Linked DNA regions of Homo sapiens: all the other regions are linked to region 1. Evidence: chromatin loops called from intact Hi-C (ENCODE). Cell type or tissue: IMR-90. All regions are shown on one strand. Links, peaks and the distances in the headings refer to the core of each region. The heading gives the core; the rest is flanking DNA.

Evidence for each region. Hi-C counts contacts between places; a loop is a spot of excess contacts. Peaks named below come from ENCODE experiments on the same cell type or tissue, not always from the same donor. Only the 100,000 strongest peaks of a DNase experiment are listed, where the experiment ranks them.
Region 2: it touches region 1 in a loop (2.8-fold over the local background); 3 of 110 quality-filtered maps call a loop at or near these places.
Region 3: a loop joins it to region 1, with 21 times the contacts of the local background. A loop is called at or near these places in 4 of 110 quality-filtered maps.

Annotation. Positions count from the first base shown.
Region 1 is chr12:42,329,420-42,333,554 of GRCh38, reverse strand. The region is part of intron 1 of PPHLN1 (periphilin 1); the gene reads right to left. Among named protein-coding and RNA genes, the nearest start is that of PPHLN1, 5.3 kb to the right of the region's middle. In IMR-90, for the core only: a CTCF peak has its summit at 1,048 (motif pointing right); no DNase peak of the experiment used is centred there.
Region 2 is chr12:43,333,771-43,345,773 of GRCh38, reverse strand. No RefSeq gene overlaps it. Among named protein-coding and RNA genes, the nearest start is that of LINC02461, 180 kb to the right of the region's middle. In IMR-90, for the core only: a CTCF peak has its summit at 6,658; a DNase peak (open chromatin) is centred at 6,743.
Region 3 is chr12:40,941,344-40,953,346 of GRCh38, reverse strand. It overlaps CNTN1 (contactin 1), which reads right to left. Exons shown (of 24, transcript NM_001843.4): 13 at 9,623-9,750; 14 at 9,177-9,352. Among named protein-coding and RNA genes, the nearest start is that of PDZRN4, 240 kb to the left of the region's middle. In IMR-90, for the core only: a CTCF peak has its summit at 6,533; no DNase peak of the experiment used is centred there.

The sequences.
Region 1 (4,135 bases), core at 1-2,500:
GCTAAGATTGTGCCACTGCACTCCAGCCTGGGCAACAGAGTGAGACTCCATCTCAAAAAAAATAAAAATAAAAATAAAAAATAAAAAATAAAAAAAAGGAAGTATAATTGGTACAGATTGGGAAGAATTTGGCAATATTTATTAAAATTTTAAAAACACATATGCTTTGACCTGGCAATTCTACTTCTAGGTATACTTGTACACTTGCATAGCAAAGATTGAAAGGAACTTAAAATATCCATCAAAATAGCACAAATTAAATTGCTGAACCAATCAGTTACATTTATACAAAAGGAATATTTTGTATTCCTTTTGTAAATTGATCAATTATATTTATACAAAAGGAGTATTTTTGCAAACCATTTCAAAGAAAAGTAACCCCAGTAACAATATGAAAAGACTGCCAAGATATACTGCTAAGCAAAGAAAAGCACAGTAAAAAGACCAGGTATGAATATATATGCATATGTACAGACTACTCCTGGGAGTAACAAGAGAATGCAACAGCAATTGCCTCTGGGGAGAACTAGGTAGCTGGGCAGAGGATGAATATTTTACTGCATAATGTATATATACTATTATGTATTACAAAAGTATGTAACTGTTTTTAAAGTTCCTGAAAATCATTCAATAAGCATAACATGTGAAGTGATGATAAAAATGATGAATGTAAATTAATATACTAAAGGAGAATGTAAATAAAAATAAGGTTTTGTAATAAATGAGAAAAATAAACAATAAGAGTTCTAAAGAAATAGTATGTAGTTTAATACTGAAATATTAAAATTTACCGGTGTCCCACAAAAAATGTAACAATAACTACTATATTAAATACTACTATACTATACTTACTTGAGTCCTTTTAGGAATCAAATTTAACGTTTTCAACAATTTCCTGTAAGGGGGGGAAATACAGACGTAAAGATTTGTGTCTGTATAAACCAACCAATATAGAGAAATAATTAAATCTTCATTAATTGTATAAACAGAACTCTCAGGCCAAACTCGCTTCAAACACACTCTTGAAAATAGAAGATATCATTTTGGCCACCAGAGGCCACCCAAGTTTCATAAGAACAAAATTATAATAACAGAATTCTAGTCCTAGAAGTCTAGTCTAGAATTTTGCCAGTTGAGAGCTGGGCAGGTCATCTCTCTTATCCTTATCTCTGAGATTGTACTAGATGTTTAAGGTTGTTTTTAGCTGTTATTGTAAACAATGACTTCAAAATACCTCCATAGTTTAGTATGATGAAAATTACCATCTCCTATGGTAATTAGAAGACAGAATACACTAATATCACCTTATATTCAAATGGAAACTTGCAATTTTCTTTTTCTTTCTTTTCCTTAGACAAGGTCTCACTCTGTTGCCCAGGCGGGAATGCAGTGGGGCAAACACACCTCACTGTAGCCTTGACCTCCTGGGCTCAAGTGATCCTCCCGACTCAACCTCCCTAGTAGCTGGAACCACAGGCATACCACCACACCTGGCTAATTTTATTTTTTATCAAGTCATGGTCTTACTATGTTGCCCCCATGCTAGAACCTTGTAATTTTTAAAGGATTTAAAAATAGCTGATAAGTACAGCAAGCTTCCTGATTAGCGGCATATGTTGTTTATGATATTATCCAGGCTTAGGAAATTGACCAATCAGTTACATTTATACAAAGGTGTTCAGACTCCCAGTGAGTGATCATGTTACCTGCCACATCATCACTACATCTCCTCATATCAGTGCAGTTTCGATGGTACTCCAGAAAAGTTATCTAAGCCAACAAGATATTCAAACTGAAGAATCAACAGAACAATAGAAGGACCCTCTACATCACAATTAGGCAAAGAACAGAATTAGAACTCAGTGTGGAGAATACAAGCTTCATTCAGAAGTGCGCTAATAACTGGTTATGGATTATAAAAATCTCTTTCTCTTATGCCATATTCAATGAAGACGGTATGTTTAATATACCATCATGGGATATTTAATTCCAGAAAGAAAAGAAGCCTTTCTTAGAGCACTCCACTGGGCTATCCAACCACTGTTATGTTAACTTCAACTGAGGGCTGAGAGATTATGGAGGACTTGCACTCTAAGCAAAAGTGTCATGGAAATTGAGAAAACAAAGTCATAGGCAATATCCTTCTGTCAAACCATTAACACTCTGAATCCAAAGTCAAGATAATGGATCTGTTTTTTCATTTTAACCAAACTGGTTATAGTAGCAACTTAGGCTATAGTAACTCTGCATTCCAATCTAGTCAGTTTCCATTATTAAATACACTCAGGATAAATAGCTTCCCCTCCCCACCAAAACTCATTCCTTCGCTTTTTATATTCTTTCAACAACTATTGATAGCCAACTAGAGTTACTGAACAGCAAAGTCACATTGACCTCAAACTTCAGATGAACATAGGTCTTTGCACTGGCAATTCCCTGCACAGAATATTCTTCTCCAGATGTGGGGAAAAGAAAGAGAGATCGGACTGTTACTGTGTCTATGTAGAAAAGGAAGACATAAGAAACTCCATTTTGATCTGTACCATGGCTGGGCACGGTGGCTCACGCCTGTAATCCCAGCACTTTGGGAGGCCGAGGCGCGCGGATCACAAGGTCAGGAGATTGAGACCATCCTGGCTGACATGGTGAAACCCCGTCTCTACCAAAAATACAAAAAATTAGCCAGGTGTGGTGGCACGTGCCTGTAGTACCAGCTACTCAGGAGGCTGAGGCAAGAGAATCGCTTGAACCCGAGAGGCGAAGGTTGCAGCGAGCCAAGATTGCACCACTGCACTCCAGCCTGGGTGACAGAGCGAGACTCCATCTCAAAAACAAAAACAAACAAACAAAAAAAGATCTGTACCCTGAACAATTGTTTTGCCTTGAGATGCTGTTAATCTGTAACTTTAGCCCCAACCCTGTGCTCACAGAAACATGTGTTGTATGGTATCAAGGTTTAAGGGATCTAGGGCTGTGCAGGATGTGCCTTGTTAACAACATGTTTACAGGCAGTTTGCTTGGTAAAAGTCATCACCATTCTCCATTCTCGATTAACCAGGGGCACAATGCCCTGCGGAAAGCTGCAGGGACCTCTACCCAGGAAAGCCGGGTATTGTCCAAGGTTTCTCCCCAATGAGACAGCCTGAGATATGGCCTCGTGGGACGAGAAAGACCTGACCGTCCCCCAGCCCGACACCCATGAAGGGTCTGTGCTGAGGAGGATCAGTAAAAGAGGAAGGCCTCTTGCGGTTGAGGTAAGAGGAAGGCCTCTGCCTCCTGCATGCCCCTGGAAACGGAATGTCTCGGTATAAAACCCGATTGTACATTTGTTCTATTCTGAGATAGGAGAAAACCACCCTGTGGCTGGAGGCGAGATATGCTGGTGGCAATGCTGCTCTGTTATTCTTTACTACACTGAGATGCTTGGGTGGAGAGAAGCATAAATCTGGCCTATGTGCACATCCAGGCATAGTACCTTCCCTTGAACTTATTTGTGACACAGATTCCTTTGCTCACGTTTTCTTGCTGACCTTCTCCCCACTATCACCCTGTTCTCCTGCCGCATTCCCCTTGCTGAGACAGTGCAAATAGTAAACAATAAATACTGAGGGAACTCACAGACTGGTGCCGGTGCAGGTCCTCCATATGCTAAGTGTTGGTCTCCTGGGCCCACTGTTCTTTCTCTATACTTTGTCTCTGTGTCTTATTTCTTTTCTCAGTCTCTCGTCCCACCTGACGAGAAACACCCACAGGTGTGGAGGGGCAGGCCACCCTTCATCCAGGTATCTGTGGAATTAACTTTCCTGCCCTTCAATGTCACCTTCTTAATGTCACTTATAACAGATCCCCCAATCGTGCTATCTTTAATTAGCACTAATAATCTAAGATACCACATAATGTACTTTTAATACACATTAGTCCCTCACTAGTAATATTTCTACTAGTAGTATTTCTAGTAGTGAGGGTTTAATCTGTATTAAAAGTACACTATATAGTATCTTAGATTATTAATGCTAATAATAATAAAAAGCAGGAATGTCTATTTGTTCACTGATGAATATTAAGCTCCTAGAACAATTTGCACACTGTGCTCAGTATTCAGAGTGAATTAATATTCTAATGTTTCTATTAGAAA
Region 2 (12,003 bases), core at 5,191-7,690, 1.0 Mb before region 1:
GAAACTGATATGGACAGTGAAGTCCAGGCTGAGGTGGTCTCAGATGGAGATGATGAACTTGTTGGGAACTGGAATGAAGGTCACTCTTGCTATGTTTTAGCAAAGAGCCTGGTGGCATTTTGCCCCTGCCCTAGATATCTGTGGAGCTTTGAACTTGGAAGAGATGATTTAGGGTATCTGTCAGAAGGAATTTCTAAGCAGTAAAGTTTTTAAGATGTGATGTGGGTGCTGTTAAAAGAATTCAGTTACATGTATTTGCAAAGATATGCTTTGGAATTGAAACTTAAGTTTAAAAAGGAAGCAGAGCATAAAAGTTTGGAAAATTTGCAGGCTGAAAATGTGATAGAAAAGAAAAACCCGTTTTCTGAGGAGAAATTAAAACCTGCTGTAGAAATTTGCCTAAGTAACAAGGAATCAAATATTAATTGCCAAGACAATGGGGAAAATGTCTCCAGGGCATGTCAGAGGTCTCCATGGCAGCCCCTCCCATCACAAGCCCAGAGGCCTAGGAGGAAAAAATGGTTTCATTAGCTGGGAGCAGGGCCTTGCTGCTTTGTGTAGTCTTGGGACTTGGTGCCCTGCTTCCCAGCCATAGCTAAAAGGGGTCAACATACAGCTCAGGCCATGTCTTCAGAGGGTGCAAGCCCAAAGCCTTGGCAGCTTTCATGTGGTGTTGAGCCTGGGGGTACATAGAAGTCAAGAATTAAGGTTTGGGAACCTCAGCCTAGATTTCAAAGGATGTATAGAAACTCCTGGATGTCCAGGTAGAAGTTTGTTGCAGGGGTGAAGCCCTCATGGAGAACATTTGCTAGGGAAGTGTGGAAAGAAAATGGGGAGTTGAAGCCCCCACATAGAGTCCCCAGTGGGGCACTGCCCAGTGGAGCTGTGAGAAGAGGGCCACCATCCTCTGGACCACAGAATGGTAAATCCACTGACAGCTTGCACTATGTACCTGGAAAAGCCACAGACACTCAATGCCAGCCCATGAAGGCAGCTTTGAGGGGGGTTATACCCTGCAAAGCCATGGGGGTGGAGCTGCTCAAGGCCTTGGCAACCTACCTCTTGCATCAGTATGATCTAGATGTGAGACACGGAATCAAAAGAGGTCATTTTGGAGCTTTAAGATTTACTGATTGCTCTGTTGGATTTCAGACTTGCATGAGTTCCTGTAGTCCCTTTGTTCTGGTCAATTTCTCCCATTTGGAACAGGTGTATTTATCCAGTGCCTGTACCCTTATTGTATCTAGGAAGTAACTAACTTGCTTTTGATTTTACAGGTTTATAGGCAGAAGGGACTTGCCTTGTCTCAGATTAGACTTTGGATTTGGACTTTTGGGTTAATGCTAGAATGAATTAAGATGTTGGAGGACTGTTGGGAAGGCATGATTGTTTTTTAAAATGTGAGGACATGAGGTTTGGGAGGGGCTGGGATGAAATGATATGGTTTGGCTGTGTCCCTACCCAAATCTCATCTTGAATTGTAGTTCCCATAATCTCCACATGTTGTGGGAGGGATCCAGTTGGAAGTAATTGAATCATTGGGGCAGTTACCTCCATCCTGCTATTCCTGTGATAGTGAGTGAGTTCTCACAAGACCTGAAGGTTTTATAAGGAATTTTTCCCTCTTTGCTTGGTACTTCTCCTTCCTGCCATCATGTGAAGAAGGGTGTGTTTGCTTTTCTTTCCACCATGATTGTAAGTTTACTGAGGCCTCCCCAGCTATGCAGAACTGTGAGTCAATTAAATGTCTTTCCTTTGTAAATTACCCAGTCTCAGGCAACTCTTTATAGCAGCATGAGAGTGGACTAGTACAGCCACTGAAATTCAGAAGTAGGTCTAAGATTTCCCACTGTTGAAAACATCACTGGCTAGGCACGGTGGCTCACACCTATAATCCCAACACTTTGGGAGGCCAAAGCAGGAGGCTCACATGAGTTCAGGGGTTCAGGACCAGCCTAGGCAACGTAGTGAGACCCCATCTCTACTAAAATTTTTTAAAATTATCAGAGCATGATGGAGTATGCCTGTAGTCTCACCTACTTGGGAGGCTGAGGCAGGAGGATTGCTTGAGCCTGGGAGTTTGAGGCTGTAGTGAGCCATGATTGTGCCACTGCACTCCAGCATAGAAGACAGATTGAGACCCTAACTATGAAAAAAAAAGAAAAGAAAGAAAACATAACTTGTTTATCCATTGCCTCATTTAAGAAACACTGTTTATATACGTACCCTATGAAGAGCTAGGGATACAATTCTAAGTACGTAACTTTTCAACCCTCATCATGCTTACATTCTAGTGTGGGAGCTAGGCATATGCAAAGTAAGTGAATTTGGTTGTGACAGTGCTATAATTCAAGTTGGTGCAGGGTACAATGGGACAAAGAGGAAGAATTAATCTGGTTCATTTAGACTTGGGCTGTGTAGTGGGAAAATATTTTATAAACCCTGCTCATATCTTCAACACATGAGTAGACAAAGCCAGCTTTAAAAATTAGAATTTTTTTTGTTTGAAAGGAAAGGAAATCCGAACTTGAAGAGGCTCTAATCAAAGGCTTTTCTTAGAGAAACCTTCTGGTTACAGCCACTCTGTGAGCTGGGGTAACATAGGCCTCCCCCTCACTGCAGAGATGCTGGATAAGATAGAGCAGCAGCAACCACAATATGCATAGCCAAGCTCAAAGTGCAGAGGGAAATGAACAGTCATTCTAATGTTGTATACTCAGAAAAATAGCAATAAATGTGGAATAAAGTTATTTTCATACAAAGACTGTGTTTCCTACTCATGGACCCTTGCTCAATGACCTACTCATGGACCCTTTACTGACCATTAAAATTTTTACATCAGTAGTAAAGGCATGGATCTCAGAATGTAAATGCAAAGATTTAGTTAACATTTGTGTAAATCTGAATAAGCCCTGACTGCAAAAACTAACAATAAAAATGTCCTTTTTTAAAAAATTAAAATGCTGACCTACAACGAGTTTGAAAGAGGTAGGAGGGTGATTTGTAATTAAAGCTTTCTGAAGATCTCATTTTCTTTGGGAATAAAGTAGAGAGATAAAATTCAGACTTTAGTTAAATAAGCATGTTTAAAATTATAAGGGTGACTATTGAAAGTTCTAACTTCTAAACAAGGATAGGAGAAAGAGAATATAAACAAAACTTCATCAAGGGAGGAGATATGGAGGAAAATAAAATAAGCAAAGAGAAAGCATGGTAAAAAATAGCACAAAATAGGCAGTAAAACTGAATCAAGATATATCAGTAATTTTGGTTTTGTTTTCGTTTTTCAAGTCCAGCTTATGTGCTTTAAAGAAATGCATATAAAACGTAGTGATTGAAAAAGTTAAAAATAAGGGGTTGAGGAAGAGATATTTTAGGTAAGTATGAACCTTGTAGAATTACTAAAATTTGCAAAATGTTCTTTAAGCCTAAAGCATTGGAAAAGGTAAAGACAGTTATTACAAACAACTATTACTGAAAAAGTGTCCTGATCCAGACCCCAAGAGAGGGTTCTTGGACCTTGCCCAAGAAACAATTTGGGGTGAGTCCATAGAGTAAAGTGAAAACAAGTTTATTAGGAAAGTAAAGGAATAAAAAATGGCTACTCCATAGGCAGAGCAGCAGCATGGGCTGCTTGTGTAAGAATACTTTATTTTTTCATTATATGCTTAACAAAGGGTAGATTATTCATGAGTTTTCTAGGAAAGGGGTGCGCAATTCCTGGAACTGAGGGTTCCTCCCCTTTTTAGACCATGTAGGGTAACTTCCTGATGTTGCCATGGCATTTGTAAACTGTCATGTTGTTGATGGGAGTGTCTTTCAGTATGCTAATGCATTATAATTAGCATATAATGAGGAGTGAGGATGACCAGAGGTTACTTTCATTGCCCTCTTGGTTTTGGGGGGTTTTGGCCGGCTTCTTTACCACGACCTGTTTTATAAGCAAGATCTTTGTGACCTGTATCTTGTGCCAACTTCCTATCTCATCCTGTAATTAAGAATGCCTAGCCTCCTGGGAATGCAGCCCAATAGGTCTCAGTCTTATTTTACACAGCCCCTATTCAAGATGGAGTCACTCTGGTTCAAATGCCTCTGACACAACCAGAGAAAATATTTATCAGAAACTTAGGGCAATCCTGAACCCACGCACCCAAACTCATAGCTTCAAAATATAAAAAGTAAAAATGGACAGAACTACAAGAAAAAATGTGAAAATGTAATGGTGTCAGAAAATTTAATTTGGATATTAAAAACAAAACTTCCAAACAACTTGTAGGTTGGAGAAAGACTCAGTATATTTTGTAATTTTAAATAAAAGCAAAACACGATCACAGCTTGTAAGATCAATGTTAGCAACAAAAGGAAGCAAAAAGAAGACAAACTAAGGATAGGACCTGTTTGGGAAACCCTGGGACACATGAAGAGAATCATCTGGCCTGATATTCCTCCAGATGTTTTGAACTGAAAGACTTCTGAACTTTCTGAGCCTACAGGAATGGCCAGCCTCTCCCTAGTATGAACCAGTACACCCTGCATTCTGGAAGATGATGCAGAGGCCCCTCTTCCACAAAGTTTTAGGTACCTCTTTCTGGATCTGCCCTTCCCTCTCCTCCTGGGCACTAGGACACTGGACCTATAAGTAGGATTAAGTCACAGCATGACCCAGCTAGGGACTTACTGGGCTTTATAACAAAGGAAAAGAGATATTTCCCAAAGGAGCTGCAAGACCTAGCCAACATGTACTGGCAGAAGCTGGAGAAGTGGCATTTGAGGGGGCCTGCCCTGCTGAGAGTTATGGAGATAGTCAACAGAACACGTTATCTAAAGGGTCAAAATATGAGGGGAGTCAACAAGGGCATTACTCAGCGTCTACCAGTAGAAGACATCAAAAGAGGCCAAGCACAGTCATTCTTTGCCAAATTTTTGGACTTGAGGCAATTTTCAGACTCAACACCCATTGACTGAGGAGTGGCTTGGTCCCCAGGAGGAAAGACTGCCAAACCCCAGTGAATTTATATGCTAATAGTTTTCCCAATCCTTCCTCTGAAACATCTATGGACATTTACTCAGATATTGTGCACTAAGGAAATGGGAACGTCTATGCATTTCAGAGACCATTAGATACTGTGTCTGAGATAATACTTACATCTGGAGACATGAAATGTCATCATAACCATTAGGATGGGGTCCAGATAATAAATGGAATCCTGGCTATGTTCTGATTTATATGGGGTTCGCTAGGTCCATAGATCCATAGGTCCACCTGGTGATCATTCCTCTAATCTGAAGGTACAACTGGGATTGAAACACATGGCAGTTGGTACAATTTCACATTGGGTCCTTGGCCTGTGGGGTGAGATTTGTCATAGTAGGGAAGATGGAGGTCTCCAAATCTCACACCCAGTCTGGAAGTCTTATCACATTGTGGAGGTAGTGATATTGAGGGAGGATGGCAGAGATTAGTGCCCTTAAGGATCTAATGAATCCAGGTTCCGGGGATAGTGTTTCCCATCTTATTTCCATTTAATTCACCAGTTTGTATGCTGAAGAAACTGGATGAATCCTAGAAGATGACTATAGCCTACCACAAACTCAACCAAATAGTAATTGTCAACACAGTCTTGGTGGCAGAAGTGGTATCTTTGCTATAACAGATTAATATGACCTCAGACACATGGTCTGCAGCCACTGATTTACCAAATTTGTTCTTTTCTATCCCCAAAAGGAAAGAAGATTAGAAATAGTTAATAATCACATGGATTGGACCCAAAAAGTTACATTTACAATTATGCTTCACCTCAAGACTGTATTAATTTTCTCATCTTCTGTGACAGTCATACTCCAAAGAAATATGGATCATGTGGTCATCTTTGATCATCACATTGATCCATTACATTGATGGTTATATGTAGACTGGATTAGATGAGCAAGAAGTGGATGATGGAGGTCTTGTTAAATAAAACATACCCACTGCAGAGGAGGGGAGATAAACCCCATAAAAATGTCAGAAACCTGACAGAAACCTATGAGTTTAGGGATTTTAGTGATCAGAGCTCTGCTGGGACATCCTGTCCTGATAAAAATCAAACCTTCGTATCTTACAGCTCTTACCATGAAAAAGAGAGCAAAATAGCTGGAAGACTTCTTCGGGTTCTGAGGCAACATATTCTACAACTAAAAACACTGCGTTGGCTCTTATACTGAATTATGGGACAGTGTGTGAGTTCTATGAATTGGGTCTAGAATGGGAAAGGGCTTATAGCTCATTCAGGTTGGGGTCCAGGCAGCCCTGCCACTTGGACCATGTGATCTGACAGGCCCTATGGTGCTGGAAGTATCAATGGTGAGAAAAATGTCATGTGGAATTTGTGACAAGACTTAGGCAAAGAATCACAATGCAAGCCCTGGAGGTTCTGAAAAAAGGCCATGCCATGTGCAAAGAATTATGTTTTTCAAAACAACACCTGGTGTAATATTCTGCTGAAAGCCATTTTATTTTACTACTTAAAATTAGTTCACACACCAATGTTTCATTTTAATATGAAAATCAGCATAAAATAAGGACATAAAAAAATCCCTGATAAGGGTACTAAAGCAGAAGTAACACAAATCATGCTCAAATGCTGGAGTTGGTGCCCCTTTGACATTATGAGTCACAGTCAGTAGAGGATGCTGTTGCCTTTTATAAAGCTTTTCCAAAGAGCTTTCAAGGACTGTGACCTCTAATAAGGGCAGGAAGGAAAAATGAAAGTGAGTAGCAGGGATGGTGACTTCCTGCTGAGCAAAATAGCAAGGACTGAAATAGCTCTCAGAAGGCAAGGGAGATTATAAGCAGATGGAGGCTTTGGTGTCAAAACTGCCCTGAGAGCAATCTCTAAGGTGATTTTAAAGACAAGGAAACTAGATAATTGAGGTGCTTTTACACTGCTATCTCCTCCAGCATGTAATATAGTCATCATAAAAGTAGACTATTGCTGGATTTTTTTTGTAGCCTAATCTTCATTAAACAAAATTGTCCTAACATAGGATTTTGATCAGGATAACTTTAGATTTACTTCATTGCTTTTTGATGTTTTGGCAAGGTCAGGTGTGTGTACTGAGGTTTGCAACATTTTTCCTATTGGCCCAGACTGTAGGTTTCTTTCATTTGTGCATAGAGATGTGTCTCAGAATATGTTCACAAATCATGATAGAAGTCATCAACACAGACATTTGAACAGGGCTGGGGGGCCTTTAAGAGGGCAGGAGTAGATAATATGAGCCAAGAATGAATACCAGTTCTACCCTTCTCTGCCTGAATTCAAACAAGTTGTTCCACTACTCTTATTTCTTTGTCAGTTTCTTGATTTCTTTGTTTGTAAATTATTCACAGCAGTGGTTTAGCCATCAGTATGTGTTAGCTATTATTCAGCAATTGTTTCCGTTGTCTCGTTGCACTTTCACAACAAGGTTAAGATGTGGGTGGATAAAGTATTTTTGTCATCACTTTAAAGAGGAAAAAGAGGATGTTAGGAGAGTTTGAATTGTATGCTGCATTCTTACACCTAACAAATAAGAGTGGGATTCCAATGCAGCTTTGTCAGAAGTCAAAAACCATGCTCTTTTTTTGGTAGATTGCACCAATGTTTCCGGTGTAATCGTTCACTGGCATGAAGATTACCTGTGCTTCCTGGTGAAAGGCACCTGCCAAGTCAGTGGGCATGCCCTCAGGCCTGGGGTTCTGCATTTCAAACCTGCTCTCAGGTGGCCAGCAGCTCAGCAGCATTTCCTGGGAGCTCATTAGAAATAAGAATCTTGGCCCCAGATCCACTGAATCAGAAGTTACATTTTAACAAGATCCCTAGAAGATTTATTTGTTTGTTAACTTAGAAAGCATTGATCTAGACCAAGAGGTAGGCAAATTTTGTGTAAATCACCAGATAGTAAATATTTTAAGCTTTGCAGTCTCTAGTGATTCTTTTGCATGTTAGTCTTAGAAGTGCAGGTTTGACTCATACTTTCCTCCTTCATGAGGGTAGAGTGGTTCTCTGATGAATTAAGGTCTCAATAGGGACATGTAGGTACTTCTTATCTTTGGACAGACCCATCAACTTTAGGTTCTAAATGCCTGCCTGATAACAATATATCTTCTAGTGGAAAAGCACCTAAGTCTGTGAGCACTGAAATTACAAGTGAGCAAAAGTCTTTGACTCCATGTAAGTCTTAACCACCATTTTTTGGTGATTCTTTGTAAACTCTTAAGTACAGCACAAATATACAGCACAAATATACTGAAACAAGAATCTTAATGTCAGTGTTGATAGGAACACTGTGGGGTTCTTGATGGAATGCAGATGGGCTGCATCACAAGGAACTCTGATTGAAAGTTCTAGAAAAGGCCCAGGAATCTTCCTTGTAAGCCTATCTCACAGGTGATTCTGAAGCAGGTGATCCAGGGATACCTTGGAAAACCCTAGCTCTAGCCACTGTACCTGAAACTAGATTTGGTACCTATGGTAGAAGATTATGAACGAATTCTCAAGAAGAAATGACAGTGAGATTTCAAATGATTTTTTTCTTTTAATTTTGGTGACTGAATCTGATGTCCCCAAGTTTACAAAATGGCTGGATATATCCACTAGAGGTCATGATTGAGTCTATATCAAGACCAGATTACTGTTAGGATTCTCACATATTTTGGTCTCAGAATCACTTTAAACTCTTAAAAATAATGAAGACCTCAAAGAGCTTTTGTTTAGGTAGGTTATATATTTTTATTTAGTTGAGAAATAAAAACTGAGAACCTCTAAAAATATGTATTAATTTATTTTCAAATACCTATAATACACCATTACATGTTTATATAAATAATATATTTTTATGAAAAATAAACATTTTCCAAAAACAAAAACATGATTATTGAGAAAAATGGCAAGTGTTTATGCTTTTGTAAATCTCTTTAATGTCTTGCTTAAGAGAAGACACCTGGATTGTTACATTACTTCACACATCTTGGAAAACTACACTGAAAACTCTGGGGCAGTGAGAGTGACAACTGCTATTACTGTCATAGTATTAGGAAAATAGTTTTGACCTCATAAAACCCCTCATGAGACTCATTTGAGGACCCCAAGATTCCTAAGACCATACTTTGAAAAACACTGCTTAGAATAAAGATAAAGCCAGCATTTCACAACCTGGGGAATAAAAGTCTAAATTTTTTATTCTGGCATTTCAGACCTTTCCAATCTGCCACCAACCATCTTTTCTAATGTTTATCTCCTATTTCTCTACTAGCTAAAATTTGTAGTTATACCAGTTGGTATTAATCTTCTCATTATTTTCCTATTTTTGGGTCTCTGCTCTTGTGTTTTTGTGTCTCTGCTCATTTTAGTTTTTCTCATTGAATCACTCTCTGTTAAATCTTCTGTATTAGCACTGTATCAAATATAAGATTTTTAATTACAAACTTTCAGTTTGAACTTTCTATGTTCAGAGTAAGCTACCTTTCCAGAAATATTTTTCTTACTTTTAGCCTACTGCCCTTGTATTAAATGACATCCTTAAATATTAATGTCTATGATGGTCATTTCAGTATGAATTCTGTTTCCCTTTGCTAAGTTGAAAGTTCTCTGAGGATGCCTTTCTATACCAATCACACTTTGCACAGGTTTTTTTTTTCTTTCTGAACATGTAGCTAGTACTATTTTAATGAATAAATGACAGAAACATTGATTTTTTTACATAAAGATGCTGCTACTGATGTATTTTAAATGAGATTTTCCAAAAGAATAGTCAAACCCTTTACATAATTTCATTAAAATGTCAGAATTTCAAAAATCAAAGAGAATGACTCTTAAGACATGAATGAGTTTATGATATTAATATAGAATCAAAGCTGATAATACATTATTTAAAGTGCTACTTAATTCTCAGGATCACCTTCATTGTATGGCAAATGGAGATGAGCTAAAAAGTGGAACTAAATTCAACTGTGATTTAGAAGAAATTTGGGAACTTTTTTGTAAGTCTTTTATATACAAATGGTAATTTTAGGTGAACATTTCATAACCTACAAAGTGTCATTTGGAAATAGGTTCATACAGACAAGCTGTATATTTCATAATGATTTTCTTTTTATTCAAACCATATAACTAACATAGCTTGTACCTAATTTTATGTTTATGTATTTTTCATGTTGATGTATATTTCTCCAAAAAGTCATACACAAAGTTTATCTGTTTTCTACCACCATTTATTAGGCTGTCCATCTGAAAAGTACCAGTTCTAAACAGATTTGAAACAGCAAAATATTCCCTTAGTATTTAACAGACAACAAGAATGAATTTCTCATTTTCCATAATGTTTTCATCCCTCCCTTGCTGTATCCAGTTTAAGATTTTCAATTGTAAACTTTCAAATTTGAATTTTCTGTGTTCAGAATATTTTTACTAAAACATTTGAATCACTTGAGTGCTTTTCCCATGGTTAAACTACAAGAAAAGAACAGGATTTATACCAAACCGTTCATTCGATCCAGCCAAACTTCCTAAAGAGGGTCCACATTGTAATTTTCTATTACAGTGAAGAAAACTTTGACATTCAACAGATCAGAATTTAAAACTCAGCTTCAAATCTTTGGTAAGTTAGTACAATCGGCCCTTCACATCCATGGATTCAACCAATGGCAGATCAAACACTTTTTTTTTTTTGAAATTGCATCTGTACTAAGCACGTAGAGACTTTTCTTATCATTATTACCTAAGCAATACAGTATAACAACTATTCACATAGCATTTACATTGTATTATACATTATAAGGAATCTAGAGGTGATTTTAAGTATATGGGAGAATACAAATACTACACCATTTTATGTCAAGGACTTGAGTATCTGTTGATTTTAGTATTCATCAGATGTCCTGGAATGAATCTCCCATGGATACTGAGGGATGACTGTATAAATTTTTAAGACTATGCTTCCTCATTAATTAATTATTATTTATTTATTTATTTTTGAGATGGAGTCTCACTCTGTCACCCAGGATGTAGTGCAGTGGCACGATCTCAGCTCACTGCAACCTCCGTCTCCCGGGTTCAAGCAATTCTTTCTGCCTCAGCCTCCAGAATAGCTGGGATTACAGGCGTGCGCCACCACGCCTGGCTAATTTTTGTATTTTTAGTAGAGACGGGGTTTCACCATGTTGGCCAGGCTGGTCTCGAACTCCTGATCTCAAGTGATCCACCTGCCTCAGTCTCCCTAAGTTCTCAGATTACAGGCATGAACCACCCCACCCAGCCCTATTATTATTATTATTTTGAGACAGGGTCTTGCTTTGTCACCCAGGTTGGAGTGCAGTGGCGCCATACAACTCACTGTAGCCTAGACCTCCTGGGCTCAAGTGATCCATCCACTTCAGTCTCCAGAAGTGCTGGGATTACAGGCATGAGCCACCGCTCCAGGCCTCCTCATTAATTTAAAACAAATAAACAAAAAGGATAGTAATATTTACCTTGCAAAATTTTGGTCCCTTACTCAAATAATTATAATTTGTAGGGTACTTTATATGTGTTATCTTTTTTTCTTTTTTCTTTTTTTTGTAAATCATACTAAACTGGCAGCAATGCTAATGGGCTACATGTGTTATCTTATTTAATCCCTGTAACAAACATACGTGATAACTATTGTGATTTTTTTCTCTTCATATAGGAATGCTATTTTTAAACATTTTTTTCTGTTTTATTGCAAATGACTTATATAAAACAGAGTGCACAGATCTTAAGTGTTTAGTTAAATGGGTATTGACAAATGTATATACTCAGTAACTGATACTGCAATCAAGGTTAGTGGTATACAGGCTAATGGTATACCTTGAGCAATTATAATCAACCTGCTCAAGGCTGTATAGCTAATTGTTGAGCTGGGAATCCGACCCTAGGCGGTCTGGTTTTAGGGTTACACTCTTACTCCTCTGTTACACTCCTCCCCCTCTGGGGCTTTTAAATTTGTTCCTGCAGTTCACAG
Region 3 (12,003 bases), core at 5,037-7,536, 1.4 Mb after region 1:
CAAATTAGATACAAATGCTCACTGTATTTTTACTAAAAGCCACAGCTTGGCTCAATTACAAAATTCCTCCCTTCAGATGAGGAGAGTTGAATCACATACTGGAAATTGTGATAGCAAAGCTCAGGGATGTTCCAAAGTGTATATGTGGTTGACCACTTAGAAGTTTCCCAAGTTTAAATCAAAAGACTTCCAACATATAAATACCCAGCCCTTCCTTCACCTTCCCCCGTAAACTAACTGCAAAATCATTTCTGCAATGTAAATGAGTCTCAGTGATGACGCTGTATTAACAAATTGAATTAATCTTAGTGAACAAAGAAAGATTCTATATGGTACAGAAAAGGTCTAGATAAAACTTAGAGCTCATAATTGTCATTTAAATAATTTGTTCCATTCAAGTTCAGAGTAAAGGGAGAGATATAGATGTTTGGAAAGAAGTGCATCCTTTAAAGAATATGTTTCACAAACATAAAAATTATTAAATATGTCTGATATATGCTATATCCATGAAATAATAAAACGTTTCTTCTTTACTTTTGGCTTGTTAGAGTAGAGAAAGCAAAAATACTATAGCAAATATGTCATATCCAACTGCAAACATTACTACCACCACCAACTCTACTAACAGCAGATATTTAATTAGGGTTAACTAGGTGTCAAAGGTTGTTATAAATATACATGCGAACTGACTTACTCTTAATAACAAGCCTATGAGATACGTACTATTTTTAGCTGTATTTTACAGAGGAAGACACAAAACTACTATAACTATAGCCACTAATATTACTAGTGTCGCTATTAATACTACTAAAACTGCTCCTATTACTATTAAAATGGCTAATATAACTTCTATTGTTACTGCCACTACTGATACTACTATTGAACTCCTACTATTACCAAATCTAATTTACTGAATGTTTTTTAAATGTCTAGCAATGTGCTAGCTACTTTACATACATTTTCTTATTCAATTTATGTAATTATATTTATAATTTCATAGCCCTAATAATGAAACTAGGACTATCTCCTTTTCACTTCTGAGTTCCAGAAGTAACACTACCCAAAGATTTACTATTAATATTCCCATTTTAGAAATAAGGACCTTGAGATTTTACATTAAGCTACTTGTGGAAGGCTCCATAGGTAATATATAGCCCTAGTTTCACCAAGTCAAGCTGTTTCCAAGGTAGTGCTTAATAGATCAGATAACTGGATTTAGTGTTTGGTAAGTAGATGTGGTGCTTCTTCATATATGATATGTTGTTATTTTACTTATTTTTTTGCTATTTAAATTTTCAAGCATAAGTAGAAAGAATAGTACTATCACCATCTATAAACCAGCCAACTAGATTAACAATTGTAAACTTTTTGCCATATTTGCCTTATCTAATTGTCTAGCTAACTAGCTCTATATTTACTTCTCTCTGTCCACTATCTCTGTCTTTCTGTCTAGGACTGAACACTTGAAAAATAAATTCCGGATATTATGATATCAATACTACTCAACTCATCAACTCATCAGCAATTTCTAAAGACATTAGCTTGAATCTCAAAAAATTGAGGTCATTTTCTTACATAATCACAAAACCATTTTCCTTTTCTTCTTTTTTTTTTTTTTTTTTTTTTTTTTTAAATTTTGAGACAAAGTCTCACTCTTTCACCCAGGCTGGAGTGCAGTGGCACAGTCTGGGCTCACTGCAACCTCCACCTCCTGGGTTCAAATGATTCTCATGCCTCAGCCTCTCGAGTAGCTGGGATTACAGGTGTGCACCACCACCCTAGGCCAATTTTTGTATGCAAAACCATTTTCACACATAACATAATTAACAGTAATTCTCTAATGTTATCTAGTTTTTGTTAGGGTTATTTTAAGAAATGCATCAATATTAAGATTGAGTCAAAAACATAAATAAAATGACAAAACAACTTATTAAAGTGAAGTGATGTCATTGGACATACAAAAAAATAAATAAGGCAAGTTGTCCAGGATAATTTCTAAGATTACTAAGATAATTACTAAGAGTGTGTTTGCATATAAATTAAGAGTAGACGTGTTGAAAATCTCTAAATTTGGCTATTTTTGTATGTAATAAACAACGAGAATGACAGCTGAAGAGTCCAATTTTGATCAGCTGGCCATTTTAAATGAAAACTCAAAAGACCATTTTCTTTGAGGTTTCTCCTAAGCATTTTGAATGATGGACAAAAACATCAATGCCTTTGATTTGGAACCTATGTTTTAGAGTTGAAATACAACTCATATATCATTTAATTTATATGGTTTTCAAGTTGGTTCCCCTTAGCTTTAGAGTTCTAAAAATCTTCTTGGACCACTTTGTAGAAAAAAGTGATCAGAATGGACATTTTATATATTATATTATATATATATGCTTAATTCCATTCACCTGGCATTCTTATATATATATATGCTTAATTCCATTCACCTGGCATTCTTATCAACAAATGCTTAGTAAGGACTATGAGAAGTTAGGCTAGAGAGTGACATCAGCTAACATGGTCTATACATGGGAAGTGTGATGATCTTAAAAGAAGCTAGCCCAACTGAAAACACACCCAGGAACATAGATACCTTCCTTCGTTTAACACTGGTAAATAGCAAATAAAATATAGCAGTTAGGTATCAGTAAAGGTTTATTAAGGTAGTAAAAAGGGGATCAGAAAAGTTATATATTCATACAGAATGAAGTATGATAGAATTATCTAATTAACTCTTTTCCAACTAACTACTGATAAGAAAAATAGAGCAATTTGACATTGGCCGAATGCTTTTGTATGTTTTGTGTGTCACAAGACTGTGCCAGGAGCCTGTATACTTTTTATGTATTTCTCCCTCTTTTCCACTGCTCATCAAAATTTAAGAGTCTTAAATTCAAGAAGCACATAAAACCCATCCTCTACTACTTAAACTATTTTGGATATGCATTTTGAAAAATCTAGTTTCTTTTTATTCGTGTCCCCAATACTCTCAGATGCTCAAAACAATATAACATCTCTTTGTTTCCAATACATCATGCTTAAAACCTTGCAGTGGCTAGTCCCAGTATTGCTAAGTCTCTTTTTTAATATCTTTCTTGAGGACGTTTCTCAAGCTTGGTTCTATCGATAATTTGGGCCAGATAATACTAGGTTTTTGGAATCTGTCTTGTGCATTATAGGATATTTAATAGCTAAATAGATGCAATACACACACACACACACACACACACACACACACACACACACACACACCCTCTCAACACCTCTACAGTTGTGATAACCAAAAATGTCTCCACATGGGACCAAAGTTACAATACTTCAGGGCTTCCACGATCTCCCTGTGGCTGCCTGGTATCCTGCTCTAATTTTTTTCGGCTCGAATCTGATTCTTACCAAGGATTATTGCCCAACCGTCCTCGTTTTCTCCCACATAATTCTGGATAATCTTAACCTTCTTGTTCAACAGTGAATAGAGGCCGGGTGCGGTGGCTCATGCCTGTAACCCCAGTGCTTTGGGAGGCCGAGGCGGGTGGATCACCTGAGGTCAGGAGTTCGAGACCAGCCTGGCCAAGATGGTGAAACCCCATCTCTACTAAAAATACAAAAAAATGGTCAGGTGTGGTGGCAGGCACCTGCAATCCCAGCTACTTGGGAGGCTGAGGCCAGAGAATTACTTGAACCTGGGAGAGGTTGCAGTGAGCCGAGATTGCGTCATTGCACTCCAGCCTGGGCAACAAGAGCTAACCTACGTCTCAAAAAAAAAAAAAAAAAAAAAAAAAAGAAAGAAAAGAAAAGAAGAAAACCCACAAAAACAGCAACAACAACCAAAATAGTGAATAGAGACAATGAAATATTGAACAATGAGATCACATGGACACAGGAAGGGGAATATCACACTCTGGGGACTGTTGTGGGGTGGGGGGAGGGGGGGTAGGGATAGCATCGGGAGATATACCTAATGCTAGATGACGAGTTAGTGGGTGCAGCGCACCAGCATGGCACATGTATACATATGTGACCTGCACAATGTGCACATGTACCCTAAAACTTAAAGTATATAAAAAAAGAAACCTTTCTTTCTAGTTATAAGCATTCTACATAAAATGTAAATAAAAATAAAAGATTAAATTGTAAAAAAACAAAAAAAAAAACAAATTGACTTCTGTTTTATCATTTTTCCTCTCCTTTTTCTTGTCTTGCAGAAACAAAATTTCTGTACAAGATCACAGCATGATCTAGTTTTAAATACATATTTGTAAAATCTAAAGACCTTTTTTGATATGTTTAATAAAATTTTTCTTTAAAAAAGGAAAATAACGTTTGGGTGAGAAATCTGTCTTCTTCTCTCTTGAATGGTATTGCTTATGCACTCAGAAAAAATGCACACCCACATACCTGCAAACACACACCTAGCATACCTGTCTACAGGGGATCATTAGGAATTGCCAGGAACTTCATAGTTAGACCACTTGAAACTGTGTAGACATGACTTACAGTGTATTGCAAAGGTGGCCAACAGTGTAGGGAGAATGAAGTAATTTGGGCAATCTGAGTGAGCATACAAGGTTCATTAAACCAGATTAGAGAATAAAATGTGAATTGAACAGTATTGCCTTGTAGAGCATCAAATACTTATGGGAGAATTATTTAAATAGACACAGACATGAACATTAACCAAAAGATGAATCAAAGTGGTGGAGATTACAGGGTTGGCAGTCAGGCCACCTGGTATCAAATCTTCTGTTAGCCTCTAGCGACTTGTATGATTACATGGGACCAGTTACTCAACTTTTCTAATACTCACTTTCCTCACTTTGAAAACTGAGAAAATCACAATAATATGCACTCCACAGAGGATTTCTGTGAAGATCAACTGAGAAATATGTGAAAAACATTTAACCCAATTCTGTCTAAACAGTAAGCCCACAATAAATGTTGGCTATTATTACCTCTTCACTGCCTTCAGCAATGAAATACCCAGATTTTTTTTTTTTTTTGGTCTCAGTCTAAGTATCCAGCACAGCAAGCAGTGCAAGTATTAAATTGTGAAAAATGAGATCTGTGGCTCAAAAAAAAAAAAAAAAAAAAAAAGAAAGAAAGAAAAACTAGCTAGCAAAAGCTTCTGGAATTTCCAATGGGGGATGATTGCTCTCTTATAAAAAGTATTAATAACCACTTATATACTTTATTCGTGTCCCCAATACTCTCAGATGCTGTGCCAAGTCTCTATATGCACTCTTTCATGAAGTAACTAGTTTTTCAAACCCAGTGAAGTAACCTGAATGAAGTAAGTGAATGATTAATCACGTTTTACAGAGGGAAATTCTGAGGCTTAGAGAATTTTAATCCCTGGATCAGAGTCACCACATAAGAGGTGAGAAAATGAAGCCTAAAGCCCAGGTTGGTTTGTGACACAATCTCTGAACAATTCAAGTGATATTTATGAATTCATATAAGACAGGCAATAATGTCCCACAGTATTACAAATTTAACATGTATTTGTAATAAGAGTAATACATATGTGTGTGTGTGTGTGTGTGTGTGTGTGTGTGTGTGTGTGTGTGTGTATATATATATATATATATGAAATAGTGACAATCTCCAAAACTGGAAATTTTAAGGAACTCATGTAATTAACTAACTTAATGGCTCTAAGCAGGGAATGTTGTTAAACAGTTGAAAGAAAATGACCCAAAGTGAATGTCAAAAATTGAGGGCTACTGAAAAATTCTACAGGTTAGGTGCCACCTTGAAAGAGGAATAAAATGAGATATTTAAAATTCATATTTTTGATAGATTGTCTTAAGTCTTTTCTGGAACAAGAAAAGTTATACATTAAATGAATAAATAAAATGGCTCTGCCTTTTGTATTTACTCCAAGGCATTAAGTAGCTATTGAATTAGAAAGCCAAAACAGGAGCCACTTTATAATTGGACTTGAAACATTTATGATCATTTGCCATATAACATCAACAAAATAAAAGAATGGCAGATAAACTGCTTTAATATCTTATTGTATCAAAGCCTCAGATTTATTAAATTTCTGCTTCGAGCTTGTATTTTTAACATCCCCCATGCATGAGTTCAAGTTCCAGTGGAACATCTGACAATTATTACATATTAATATAATACTCAGGAAATTTTTAGATGTTTAACTCCTTAGTGTTTTTCTATAATCAGTACTAGGTGTGCAATTACTGCCTTAAAATTGAAAGTTACATTAAAAAATAAATTAATCCCAAAGTTTTACATAAAGTAGGATTACTAAATACAAAGACAGTGTTATTTTTGCTTTTTTGGTGTTCCCATTAAACTCTTAAAAGAAATATACATCTTTAAAAATGTACAGTTACATTTTTCCTAATAATTACATAACTTTAATTAGAAAAAATATAAAGAAGACATTTAAAAATCACCTATAATCTCACAATTTATTCATAAGTAGGAGCAAATGCATTTGTTTAATTTCATGAAGGAAAAGAAGTCCCAAATTACACCGGGCTGTGAAATTTGAATCCTTATACAAGGTTGCCCCTTAGTGGTTAAAATCAAGAATAGCAAGCTAAAATCAGTGCATACTTAATTATTGAATTCAATTTATTATTGAAACTAAATTGGAAAATAAAAACTTAGGTTCTTGAAATAAAAAGTTTAAAATTTGATTTCCCTATTCCTTTTTATTATTAGTCAGAACTTCCTGTATTAGTTTTTAGCAATGAAAATTGTTAGAACATGTTAATTATGTTGGTTTTGTTAACTGTAATAGCTACCAAAAAACATTTACATCTGAATCTTAAACTCTTGGGGTATCATTGGTTTATTTTGGGCTGGTGTCCATGTCTATTTCAGTGTTTTATTTAACCTAGTGCCTACAACTGTGTCTGCTTATGGCATGTGCTTAGTACATATTCTTAATGAACAAATGCTATTCAATTGTTGAAATATTGGGAGAACTACATAAAATACCAAATCATTATTTAAGAGACATATATATATTCACTAAGATTTTCATAGGAGGAGCCACTAATTCTGAGAATGATCTATTAACAATCCTAGAAGCAATTAATAGCTGTTAGGACTATCTTCCAAAAGGTGGATCAAATATTTATAGCGTTTTTACTTAAATTTTGCATGGCATATTGACCAGTGAAGTTTAACTTTGTAGTTTGCCTTAAAAGAGAAGGAAGGTGCCAGGGATAGCTTCATTAGTCTTGTGTTGGTTTGAAAGATAGAATTCAGTTTAATTATTTATTTTAAAATGATTCTTATCCAGGCTTTTTAAAAATCGAGATAATTGAATGCATCTGTCCATCTATGACATGCTAAACATGTGCATTTGATATTCTGATTCAATTAAGATGCTTATCTAGTCAGTTGAGTAGGTTTGCTCCCACTGTCAGATCATTATTTGATGGAATGAACTGAAACCTGAGGTGGTGAGCCTGCGGTCAGGACTCTGCTCTGGATTAGCTGGAGGGGTAACTATGTGAATCTCTGCAGCTATCATCTGAAAAGGGAGAGTGTGCACTAAGTGGCCACAAGGTCTTTTACATTTTTATGGTCTAATTTATTATTTGTTTCCTAATTAGTATTCCAGTTATTTCTTTGTTTTCCTGTTTTTTTTTTTAAAGGGGACTGGGATCTATTTTTCTTTCTCTTTAAATTCCTTTTTTTTTCCATTTTCTTTTTGCAGTCATTATTTACATGTACCAGCACAATGTAATTAGTATTTTAAAGAATATAAATAAGCTCTAAATATGAAGTTTCAGTTTAGGGCAATTTTTGTCTGCAAATTTATTTACATAGACTTCATTGCAGCTATTAGTTACTACTTTATAAACTATGGTTGTGGAACTTCTAGACTTTACTTTTGAAATTATTCAATTTATAACACCAAAGATAATTCTTTCAAATTCAGAAGCCTACTTTTTGAGAAAGTAAGATCCCTGTTTAGCTTACTTTTTTCCTTTAAAATGAATAAAACCCAAGTTGTATTTACTTTTCTTGCAAAATAAAATACACTTTAAATAAAGTATTGGAGATTTTGGTGCCAATTTGACTAATTTTGGGCATGTGCAAAATAGTTTCAGATCTATAAGGAAAATATATTACATGGTATATAATGTCAAAATACAAAATTTACAGTTCTCTGCCAATTCTCAATTGTTATTCTTTAAAGTATAATTTTGGTTCAGAAACTGAAAGAGTATTGGTATGTTTACTAGAGGTGTACAGTTGTAGCTAGATCAGTTAAATTACAACTCTTCTAAAGCTAAAAACATAGCTGGACAATATGAAAGCATAATATAATAATGTGTACATATCAATCTTCAGATTTTATGGGACTTAAACAATCCTAAATGTCCTACTGAGTTCATTTGTGCTTCTTTTTTATATTAATAACTGACTTCTAAAATAAAAGTTTTCCTAATTATGCCTATGTTCTAAATATGTCCTTAGTCTTACAAATGTTTGCTTTTCTAAAGAAGAGGCTGATAGGGCCAGTGATTAATTTACTTTTTAAATACACTGTAACCTAGACAGCCTACCAAGACACCAACAATGTTCTTACACAAGTTGTTTTGCCTGCATTACTTCTCAGTCTTTTCCCTCTATTTTATTTCTTTCTACACCTTGACTCTCTATATCACTATGTTTAACTATAGGACTTGTAGAATGTAACACCTTTCAATTCTTAAAATATAGCCATTTAACCCTCTTCAAATCACATAAACTAATTCTCCAAATTCTCCAACATATATAATTTTGTCTCTTTCTTACTCTTAAAGCATAACATAAATGCTTTAAGATCATCATTATAACAAAGATTAAGTTCTATGCTCTTCATTTAAAGTAAAAAGGAAGGCACTAGAACCAAGGGCACATATATACTGATGTAATACACATCAATTGTATTAAAATTAAGGGGGAAATCATACCTAAAGCCCAATTAATATTAATTGATTAATATTTATACCAAAATCCTCAGGGCTAGCCATTTTAGAAAGATTTAGCAGTACAACAGTTAATATAAGGAGAACCACAGAAAGCTTTTTTGCCTGCTTTTTGGTCTCATGAAAAACAAAGATGATATAAAATGTGATTATAGTAATAGAACTTTCAATGCAGACACATAGGAATCACTGGGGTGTTAATAAGATGAAACTTAAAACACATACCATAAAATTCCTCTGGTAGTGAATATTCTCTTTGTTAAAATCGATCACATAGCCATTGAAGGACCAAACAAATGTGAGATCCAAGGCAGGATCAAAGGACGCAGCACACTGCATGGTGGCGTTTTCTCCAACTGTGATATCGGCATTAATTGGGGCCAATATAATTCGCGTAGGATCTATATATTTTTAAATGTAAAGCACAATTCAAGAAGATATAAGACACAATATTATCTGGTATATTAAAATAATAACCAATATATTTTTATTTGTGCAAAATAATAAGATGTTTTCACTTCCAAATTCCAAGAACAATATCATCAAGCAAGAAACTTGCCTGAAATTCTTTTGAAAAAGAAACTTACAAATACATTGACTGTTTAGATGCTTAGTGCTGAATCATGTTTTTTAATACATTAGAAATTAAGCACCCTCAAACATTAACTTACCTGTGATAACAAGGGTTCCAGTGCTATTAGCTTTCCCTCTGTTATTTTCTGCAAAGCATGTATAGATACCTCCATCATTCCTTGTAATGTTGTTGATTTCCAAGCTACCATCTTCCCAAATGAGTATTCTAGTGAAATAAAAATATATATAATTCACAAACCTGATTTAGTAAAATACATTATTATGTCTTAGATTACAAACACTAATATTTTTCAATTATTACATTCTATATAAATCATGCGACCACAGACATTTTTGTAAGATGACAAATTCTAGCCTTTAGTTATAATATTTTTTCTCATCATTGACATTTTGTTTTGGAAATCCACTTTCATCTTTTTCTTGAACTATTGCCGTAGTCTTCTAACTGACCTTCCACTATGGGACAGGCTGAAATCAGTCATAGGCCTGAAAGAAATGAGCCCCGGTCTCCCAGAAATGTAACCTCAGGACTTCAATTCAGACTAGGAGGTGAGGACAGATTGCCATTTCCATGGCTACAGAGAAATATAAATGTATTTTATTTTTAGAAACTTTAAAAAATATTTTAAAACCTCCTTAGTAACAACTTCTGGAACAAATTAATATTTAGGAAATTCTTCTTTGAACAGAAACTAAGTCTTTCATACTACACATATTTCCCTACCTGTCAGCCTCTTCCTCAGGGGATGGACACTAAAAACTCACTAAGTTTTATTGTATAGAAACTCACACTTAGATTAAATATTGAATTGCCTGTCATTGGATTTTTTACTTTCTTTAAATAGATAATTTTCAAAACTAAATTATCTTTGAAAGTTTGCACAAAACATGCAAACGTATATCCATTTTAAGGGCAAAGTCTGATAAAAGAAGCAAAACTATCTACCTTACTGATAAAAATCTTCATATAAGAAAATAACAAAATTTCCGCTAACATTATAGTCCAGGATTTCCTTTCCTTTCTTGAACAATCCAGTCCTGACTTGAAGCTCATTTCAGAGTACTTTTTGTTGTTGAAGGAGAAATGAAGTATCAAAATAATATAATGATAAAAGTAATTATTTAAGATCATGGAAGCTCTGAGAATATGCCACTCTCCAACTCTGAGGAGTGTAATTTATTCTCTGTCCCAGACGCCGTACTCAGAAATCCATCACTGTGTTTATTCAAAGCCACACATTCCACAGGCTGTTCTTAGCCAATGACTGACCATGGGAGGAATTTTAAACCAGGCCTGCTCCTGGAAGACAGCAAACTCCTCTGATATGCATTTTTGAATGGAAGACTTTCCAGTGGCATGACCATACTCTTAGAAGTGCAGTGCAGTCCAAGTCATTTCAACACAATCTTTTTTCCTTCCTTCCCTCTGTCCTTCATCTGGGATCAGACCTGTATCTCAGTAAAATACTTTTCCAAGCCTCCACCAGCTTCCTCTCTATTTTCCCTCCCATGCATTGCCATTAATTAATTTCTTACATAGCTAATCTTCCTGGCTTCAGCTTCTTGGAGGACACATATTAACACAGTACCAATATTAATGGGTCACACTTTTTCTCACTACCCTCTAGTATAAATCCTCAGCCAAGTTCCCACATCCCTTTCATTTAATTATTTTTCAAGAAGCACAACAAAAATTATAATGAAGTAGCAGTGGAAAAAACAATGATGATTCTTTCTTAAATCATGCTAATATTTTTAGCTTACTTATGTTAGTTTTCAATTGATCTTTTACCATCTTTAAAGGGTATACATAATTCCATGTGTCATTCGTCTCATTTATACTTTCAGGTACTTTGCCTTTGAGATTAAAATTACTTTTTAATAAAAATATTTAGAAAACCTGATTTTTTTGTAATAATTCTCTTTATTCTTAAAGTAATATAGACTAAACTCTCAAGATCTTATCCTTATTTCCAGATACTATGATATAGATCAGCTGTCAAACAAACTAGGAACAATCTGGTCTTTAACCAATTGGTCACTTATTGGTACCAAAATTACTCCAGAATAACCTCTGGAGTAGAAAAGACTAATGAAGATCCCTTCCTATAAGTGGTTTAAATAAAAGTGACCTTAGAGCTAATAGCAATCCATTGAATTTAAATTAGCAACTAACTTAATTCTGCTAATTACAAAGAAATTCTGCTGCAGAAAATATATCATTTGAGCCAAAAATAAAATCATAAAATGAAAACCTAATTACTATTTATCAAGATACATAGCTTCTTCCAAATATCATATAAACCACTCTTTAGGCACTAACCAGATACAGAAATAACTTAGTTACGTGGAAATGTTGTTTATAATTATATTCAGAAGAATAAGATTATATTTATGCTTAAAGACCAATATTTAGTTAGTCCTTGTGTATTCTTTTTCAAAATAGACACCAAAATTT